2 separate regions of the Mus musculus genome follow, and region 1 is linked to region 2. Evidence: chromatin contacts called from ENCODE Hi-C or POLR2A ChIA-PET data. All regions are on one chromosome and are shown on one strand. The core of a region is the stretch at or near the end of the contact, and the rest is flanking DNA. Distances in the headings are between cores, read along the strand shown.

Evidence for each region. A loop is a pair of places that touch in the nucleus more often than their neighbours do. ChIA-PET counts read pairs that join two places held with the same protein, here RNA polymerase II (POLR2A).
Region 1: a map of heart shows a loop between it and region 2 (5-fold over the local background). The contact joins the promoter of Dnajc11 here to the promoter of Camta1 in region 2. A Hi-C loop is called at or near these places in 16 of 37 maps with a recorded cell type or tissue (Patski, adrenal gland, gastrocnemius and 3 more). POLR2A ChIA-PET finds 5 or more read pairs at or near these places in 3 of 5 experiments (Patski and embryonic stem cell).

The regions. Positions count from the first base shown.
Region 1 is chr4:151,931,997-151,935,938 of GRCm38, forward strand. Dnajc11 (DnaJ heat shock protein family (Hsp40) member C11) reads left to right here and starts at 1,724. Exons shown (of 16, transcript NM_172704.3): 1 at 1,724-1,828. The coding sequence starts at 1,757.
Region 2 is chr4:151,859,541-151,863,348 of GRCm38, forward strand. Camta1 (calmodulin binding transcription activator 1) reads right to left here and starts at 2,228. Exons shown (of 24, transcript NM_001081557.3): 1 at 2,085-2,228. The coding sequence starts at 2,129. All of the region lies in intron 2 of Gm42357 (a long non-coding RNA gene), which reads left to right. It overlaps 9230110K08Rik (a long non-coding RNA gene), which reads left to right and starts at 2,204. Exons shown (of 2, transcript XR_390981.3): 1 at 2,204-3,317; 2 at 3,624-3,771.

The DNA of each region.
Region 1 (3,942 bases), core at 474-2,973, 72 kb after region 2:
CTACCATGCTTTAACAAAATAATAAAAAGCTGCTAATTTACAACCTGGGTCAACAGCCTACTGCAGGCTGACTCCACACACCTAGATGTCTCCCGCCAAAAGATCCTAAGAGGAGTGAGCACCTTGGAAGGGACGTGACACAGGCCCAGATGGCGCACATCTGGCCAAGAATTAGGATGAGAAAGAAATCAACCTCTCCTATCTGCAGACAGGTGTCGGGGTCTCCCAGGATACCAGCTTATGACGGGCAAGCGGATGGCTGTGTGGAGGAACAACAAGGACCCCTGAGAAAAGACTCAGGTCATGTGAACCAACAGGTGGAGGGGCCTACGCTGCTGCCCACCACTTGATAACATAATTTCAAAGACACTTAAAATATTTAGATTATTGTAACCAAGACGTTTTTAATAAGGCACCAAACAGCAGGCACCAGGTTGAAATCAATTAGACTCCACTGCTAAATTATACAGGAGAAATTTCCAGCAGAATGGCTCTGAGGTAGGAACCACAGGTATATATGCACGCCAGACGCAATTAAGAACCAAATGGATATTGCCTCCTCATTTATGCGGCAGGGAAAAAAAAAAAAAAAAAAAAGGCCAGGTGCTCCTACATTCAGGGCAATGGTTAAGAAAAGACAAAACATGACAGAAACAGAAGATAAGGCAGCCTCTGTGGACCACAAAGGGTGTAGGTAACCACTTTGAAGGTTTCCTGAGCACACATAAGTCAGCAAGTGGGTCCACCAGCGGCTTCCCTTGTGGGTGGGCCCCGGGAGAGATGCGTGCCTGGGCTCAGGGTGGCTTTACAACAGACTCCAAAACAGGGGAAGGAGCTCAGCCATCCCGGGTTCGCCGCCACCCAGAACCTGGGCCATAAGGGTCTTATGAGTGTGGTGCGGCCCTGTTGAATACTAACCCTGCCCATACAGATACACACACACCACATAACCCCATCACTTTCACAGCCGTAAACACACACACAATATGTCCACTCACACCCACACCCCCACTCACACACATACACTGACCCACACTTGAACACACATTTATAAACACACATCCACAACCCCACACATACACCACAACCCCACTCACACCCCCACCACACTCTCACAAACCCCATACGTGCTCATACACACACACACACACACACACATATCCCACACTCTCACACATCCCACACTCTCATACACACACACCACACCCCCACTTAAACACACGGGACACCCCCACTCATACACCCCACCCCACTCATACCCTCATCACACTCTCACAAACCCCACACACGCTTACACACACACACACACACACACACACACTTACACACAACACTCTCACGTACACCTTACACCCTCATACACACATCCCATGCATCCACTCATACACAAACACCACACACTCGTACACACACACATGCTTGTGTACACACCCACACATGCTGGTACACACATACACAGGTTTCACACACACACACACACACACACACACACAGACTGCACACACACACACACACACACACACACACACACACACACACACACACACACGAGAGGCTGGTATACATATACACCTCCCAGCTTCCGGCCTCGGCCGCGCGGGGGCGCAGTGCGCAGGCGCGTCCCAAGGGCTGCTGTGCGGCTCCGGGCCGCCAGGGGCCGCTGTGACGTGGGCGGGAGGCGCGCGGGAAGCGCTACGCAGCGCCGGACCCTCTTAACCACGGCCTCGCCGGTTTGGCGGGGTGAAAGGTTGCGAAGATGGCGACGGCCTTGAGCGAGGAGGAGCTGGACAATGAAGACTATTACTCACTGCTGAACGTGCGCAGGGAGGTGAGGCCCGCGGCGTGGCGTCGGCGAGGCTGAGGCCCGGCTCGGTGGTTCTGGACGGTCGGACGGGCGGCTCTGGCCCCGCAGCCGCCCCGGCAAGGCCACGGCCCGGCCCGGAGGCCGCGTGACCCCGCCGCCGTGTGCGCCTGCCAGCCGTCGAGCTGCCCGCACCGCCGCGACCCTCGCGCCCCGGCGCGGGTCCAGCGTCTGCCTGGCGCTCCGCGACCCGTGCATGGCGTGCACCGTGCCCAGGCCTGGCCCGGACCCGGACCCACGTACTTGCCGGAAGGGGGACGAGGACCCCGGGGCAGCCGCTGCAGTGGGGAACCAGGTCCCACGCTTCCCCTACATACTCCTACCCTAGGCTAGAGGGTAGGGTCATCAGCCTGAGCCAGGAGCTGGGCGATCGCAGCCCTGGACAGCAAGGTCAAGGCCACAGGGAGCCTCTCCAGGGTTCGGTCGGACCCTCAATCGCTGGTGCTTCCGAAGCAGAGGCTACCCTCCCAGGCTGGCGTTCGTGTCCTCCTCCGATCCCTTGAGCCTTTGCCCAGAAATCAGAGAGCAAGACCTCTCCAGCCTCGACTCGGGGGCCGTGGATGAGCAAGAAGTGCTAGGCCAGAGACGCACCGGCGCTCTGACCGCACTTCAGCATCCAGTGCTTGCCAGTGGATTCACGCGGTCTCCTCGAGAATAAAAAGTCACCCTTGAGGTCCGCACTGTCTGGCACGTGTATACCTCGCATACGTTCTTGTTCTCTATGGCTAGTCCGCACTTGAGCTCCGTCAGAGAAGGGTTCCCGGAAAGGCTTCCAAGGTCAGGTCACGAAAGGCATTCGAGAGGTCTGTGGCTGCTGGGTCCAAGTTGTCAGTCCTTCCACACAAGTCCCAATCCTGTCTTTTAGGGTTTCTGGTAAAGATCAAAAGTAAGGGAATTGTGCTAGCCTCAGCAAAGCTAACCCAGTTGCCAGTAAAAGTTGGTCTGTGTGCTAATAACCAATATCTTTCTGAGTGTTTTCTGCACAGCCACCTGCTGAAAGAACTGACTCAGTGTCTCTTTAAATTGTGATAGGCGCTCTCATAACAATCCAGTATGAATGAGTATATATGTATGTATACATATATATGTGTGTGTGTGTACATACATATGTGTGTATATATGTATGTATACATATATACATGTGTATATATATATTCAATCCAGTAATTATAATCGAGGGAACAAACAGGTGCAATTCGTCCCTGGGCAGTCTAACTCCAGAAACCCAGCTCTTGAACTCTACTGCCTCAGTTTACCATTCCACATACAGCAAAGCTCTTTGTCTCTATACTGTGCCCTGTATCAGCCACTGCTTACCACAGAAACTCCTCCAGGAAACGTTTCCTGGACTTCCAGGTTAGCAGTTGAATGAAACTGTAGGTTTTCCCCTGAGTTGTTTTGTTTTTGTTTGTTTTTTTTCTGCCACAGGGCCTGACACAGTGTAGTGCTGGCAAGAACTCACTGTGTAGACCAGGCTAGCCTTGAACTCGCAGCGATCTGGCTGCCTCTGCCACTCAAATGCTAGGAATAAAGGCCAGAGGCACAAGGCCCAGACATTTCCTGGTTCTTGAAGAAGCAGAGTGGTAAAAGGAACCGACCTTTCTGAGATGGGTTTGCTGTTTTCTTTCCTTTTAAATCTCTGAGTTCTGACTAGTCTGGGTTGTTAGCAATTGAGCCGCCATTCTTTACCCATTTGCCAGAGCTACTGAACCTCTACCGGTCCAGGTGTTCAGGACATGTGAGCCCTCTGGGATTTCAGGGCCTTTCATTGCTATTGCACTGGGACAGGAGCCAAAGAAACACTTCTTTTAAAGGGATGTTTTACCTCTGCCAGTGAGTGCGGCACTCTCTGCATTTATAACTAGATGAAGTCCTCACCAGACAAGCCTCTGTCCTGAGTTGTTCTTGTCAACACATCCAGTGTTGAATGCCATCGTGTCTGCTTGCTGACTTTGTGGCTGCTGCTCCTACTGCAAAGAAAGCTTTGCAGATGATGACATTGGTGTTTGCTAGGTTTCTGTTTGCTTTGTATTTTCAAACCTGAAGTTGAAATAGCATGCTTTAGCCAGAGAACAAAACAG
Region 2 (3,808 bases), core at 978-3,477:
TGAGAATACTGTCCCTAGATTCCAAATGGAAAAGTCTGGGCATTCATCAGCAAGCACTCCACACATGGGAGAAGTGCCTTTCTGCTTATTCAGTACAATACAAATGACAAATGAAGGAGTAGTGTGACATTGCTTTTATCAACGACACCTTGGCTTCTTCTAATCCTGAAGCCACCAATAACATACATGGGTAGGTATGTACAGATACACACATTCTGGCAAATTAACACTCCACCCACTCTGACCATAGAGCTGCCACCTGACCCTTCTAACTTCTTCTGGGTATGTATAGAATGCTATTGCACATATGCACAAAGTGGTCTGTGTGTGTCAACAACTGTGTCGAGCACCCAATTTCCGTGATGTCAAAGAGAACCAGAACAGCAAAAAGTAGAGAAATTGCCCCTTTGCTTGAAAGGTGCAAGATCCAAAGAAATGTTTTGATCCCACTAGAGACATACCAGGGCCAAAGGAAGATTCTGGTACAACAAGGAGCACACAAGCTACCTCTTCTCAAATGGCATGTGGGCGACAAGGGTGTCTACACTCCCTATTCTGGATAGAAAGGCATATGGCTTCTCCTTACCCAGCCAACATGAATACAATTTGAGAAAATTAGAGAAAGTCAAGGTAACAGGCTCACTAAATATGGCTGACTGGGAAACAGGAGCCATAAGGAGGGTCTGAGTTCTCTCAGAAAAAAAAAAAAAAAAGAAGAATTGGGAAGTTTATTTCCAAGAAAGATTCAAAGACTTCTTGAGAGTGGGATGCATAAAGTCTGGTTCTTTCTGCTCAGAAGACAGGAATCAGAACACCAAATTCAAGGGCACTGGACCCTTTTCCCAGTGGGATAGTGTTAACTGGTGAAGGGTGCCCCCTAAGATCCAAGAGTGAACGGGAAGCAATAGATCCTTCTTTTCCTGCAAGAAACAAGTACTGAGGTCCCTTACACTCAAGTGGTAGGCACATCGGAAGTCCTGCCTGCCCTACATCTTACTGGGGCGCCCACCCTGGCCCAGACAGGGAACTCCAAGGAGAGAGGCAGACAGCTAGGGAGAGGAGCATTGGAGCGTCCGGTTTTCCCAACAAGAAAGAGGGCAACTCGAAGGGTGTTCAGGAAATGAGCTCACCCTAACCCAGGAAAGTGTACGGAAAGAGTACAGATCTGGAAGAAGTGTCTGCCTGCCTATTTAGAAATGACTTCAGAGCTGCACAGGGCCCCACAAGCCACTGGGTGAGCTAAGAAGGAAGAACATGGGTAGCCCCGAGTCCCCTTGTCCTGGCCAAAAAAAAAAAAAAAGATTAACCCAGCGTGCAGAGGCTCCGCGGCCCCACGAGAGTCCCCTCAAAAAGGGGACAGGCTGACACGGAACCCTCAGTGCTCGGAGAGGATCGGGGTCACGGAAGGTAAAGGGCATGGCAGTGTGGAGACCCCACCCTCCCGGTAGTGAGGGTGCAAGGGCAAGTGTGGAAGAGCATGCTGTGAGGGGCGGGGAGGCCGCGCGAGGACCCCGGCCCTGCTGGGGGAGGGGTCGCCCGGGGCCTCGGCCGAGGGGCGCTCGGCACGAGGGGGGCCCCCTGGCGGGGACCCGCGCGGGGACACCCCCCACGCCGGCGCTAGGAGGCGCCGCGCGGCCCGAGGGGGGCTGTGGAGGGGAACGTCCGGCCCTGACGCCGCTACGGCCGCCGGCACCGGTGCCCGCGAGCCCCCGCGGCCCGGGAAACTTTCCGCCCCGCGGCCCCCTGACACCCCGACCGACACGGCGGGGATGCCCCGGGCCGGGTGCGGGAGGCGTCGCGGCTTCTCCTCCTCCTCGCTGGGCCCGGCCCCCGCCCCGCGCGCCCCCCGCCCCGGCCTGCCGCCCCCGGGGCTGGGTGCGGGGCGCCCCGCTCGGCCGGCCCGCGAGTCACCTCAGGACTCGGCCGCGCTCCGCCCCCCCCACCCCGCCGGCGCCCTCCCCGCGCCCGCCGCGCCCCCGCGCTCGCGCCCCGCGCCGCCGATGCCCGGGATGTCCGGCGCGGCCCCGGGCTCGCCGTGTCGCCGCCACCCTGACAGCCCCGGGCCCTCACGCTCCGGCTCTCACCTTCCGGCTTGTTTTCGGCAGCCATTTCCCCTCCGCGCGCCACATCCTCCTCCTCCTCGCGACCGGGACCCCGAGCGCGCGCCTCGTACCGCCGCCGCCGCCGGCCCAGCCACCCCGCCGCCGCCGCGCACCCGCCCTGGCCCCGCCCCGCGGCCCACGCACAGCGCCCACTGGTTGGTGCGTCTGCCAGTCACGGCTCCCGCGACCAATCGGACCGCACCAGGGGTCTCACTACTCTCCGGGAGGAGCGTCCTATCCACCCTGTCCATTGGCTGATCACCACCGCACCGACTAAAGTGATTGGCCTGGAATCAACGCCCCCTCCCCACCCACTCCCGGGAAAACCCGCCCTCCAGACCTAAACAAAGCTTCCTAGTGGACAGAGGTCGAAAGGATGGCCCAATCAGGATGAGGCTGACACGGAATATTTCCTCGAGGCCGAGACGTGGTGTTTTGATTGGACGTCACTACAGTGTTTCCCAAGCCGTCCAGACCAATCAAAGGGGGTTCCCGGAACTCGGGAACGGCTGTGGGAAGCCCCGCCCCCCAGCGTGACCGTCATGAGGAAGGCGCTCGCTCATTGGTGTGCTGGGGCTTTTCCCGCGTGCTCCGGGAGCTGAAGGACGTTCCCGGGGAAGCCGCTGCTGGCGCGTGGGGGTCCCGGTGTCTTCGGAGGACACGCTGGGATCTCCGGGATCCCGCAGCCTGCGGCGCTGGCGGGGGGCGGCCCTGCCGGAGGGATACGTAAGGCACCGAGGCGTGCCGGTTCACAGCGTTCCCGAACCGTTTAGCCGAGAGTCGGGGCGTCGCTGCCCGACACGGGGGAGGGGCGCACCTCCCGGCAGACCACGCCCCTCGGCCAAATCCCGCCCCTTCCTGGCCTCAGCCCCGCCCCCTCGGCCGGCGCAGCGTCCCCGCGGCCACCCTACGCTCCCGCCTGCCTTGCGCTCCTCTGTCCCCTTTTCTAGCGGCTTAAAATACTGAAACTTTATTTTGGTCACGTTGCCCATGTGACCGGCGGAGCCGATGAGTCATAGGTGCCTGTCCCAGGCTGCAGCCGCGGATCTAGGGCTCGGAACGCTCGACCTCGGCTAGCCTAGCCAATCCCTCCCGGGCTCCCGGCGCTTCGGTCGGGTTCCAGCCGCAGCTCCGCGCAGCTCTCCTGCCTGTAGGTCCACACCGGAGAGATTCGCACGCCCTGCAGACACAAGCCCGGGCCAGAAGAGCTGCAAAGTACTGCGCCTTCTCGAGAGAAATCAGGGGCTCTGAACGTGGCCAGAAAATAGAGGAAAGGATGGAAGGAGAGAGGGAGGGGAAGGGCAGAGTGCAGGAATTCCGCACATAGAAAAATAAAAGGGAAGGAGAAGAGGGAGGGCAAACACCATGCAGGGATTCTGCAGGTGCACTGAAGGGAAGCGGGAGGGAAGGAAGGAGAATGCACTTTAATGAAAAGCAGCTGAGCTCCAGATCCTCTCTGTAAACTTGCACTGTTTGATTCCTCAACATTTTTTTCTCTCTCTCTCCGTTTGCTACTAGCAGAAACACTGAAAAGTCGATCGAGTGTTTTGGCGTTAGGATTGATCGTCAAAGCCAGTCTGTGCCAATCCTAACAACGTGTGGTCTTCTTATGATGGTCACCGTTGAGAATTGCTTAGGTTGTTCCAAAAATAAAGATGTCCCAAAAGAATGTTTTGTATTGTATACTCATTCTTCAACAAACTTTA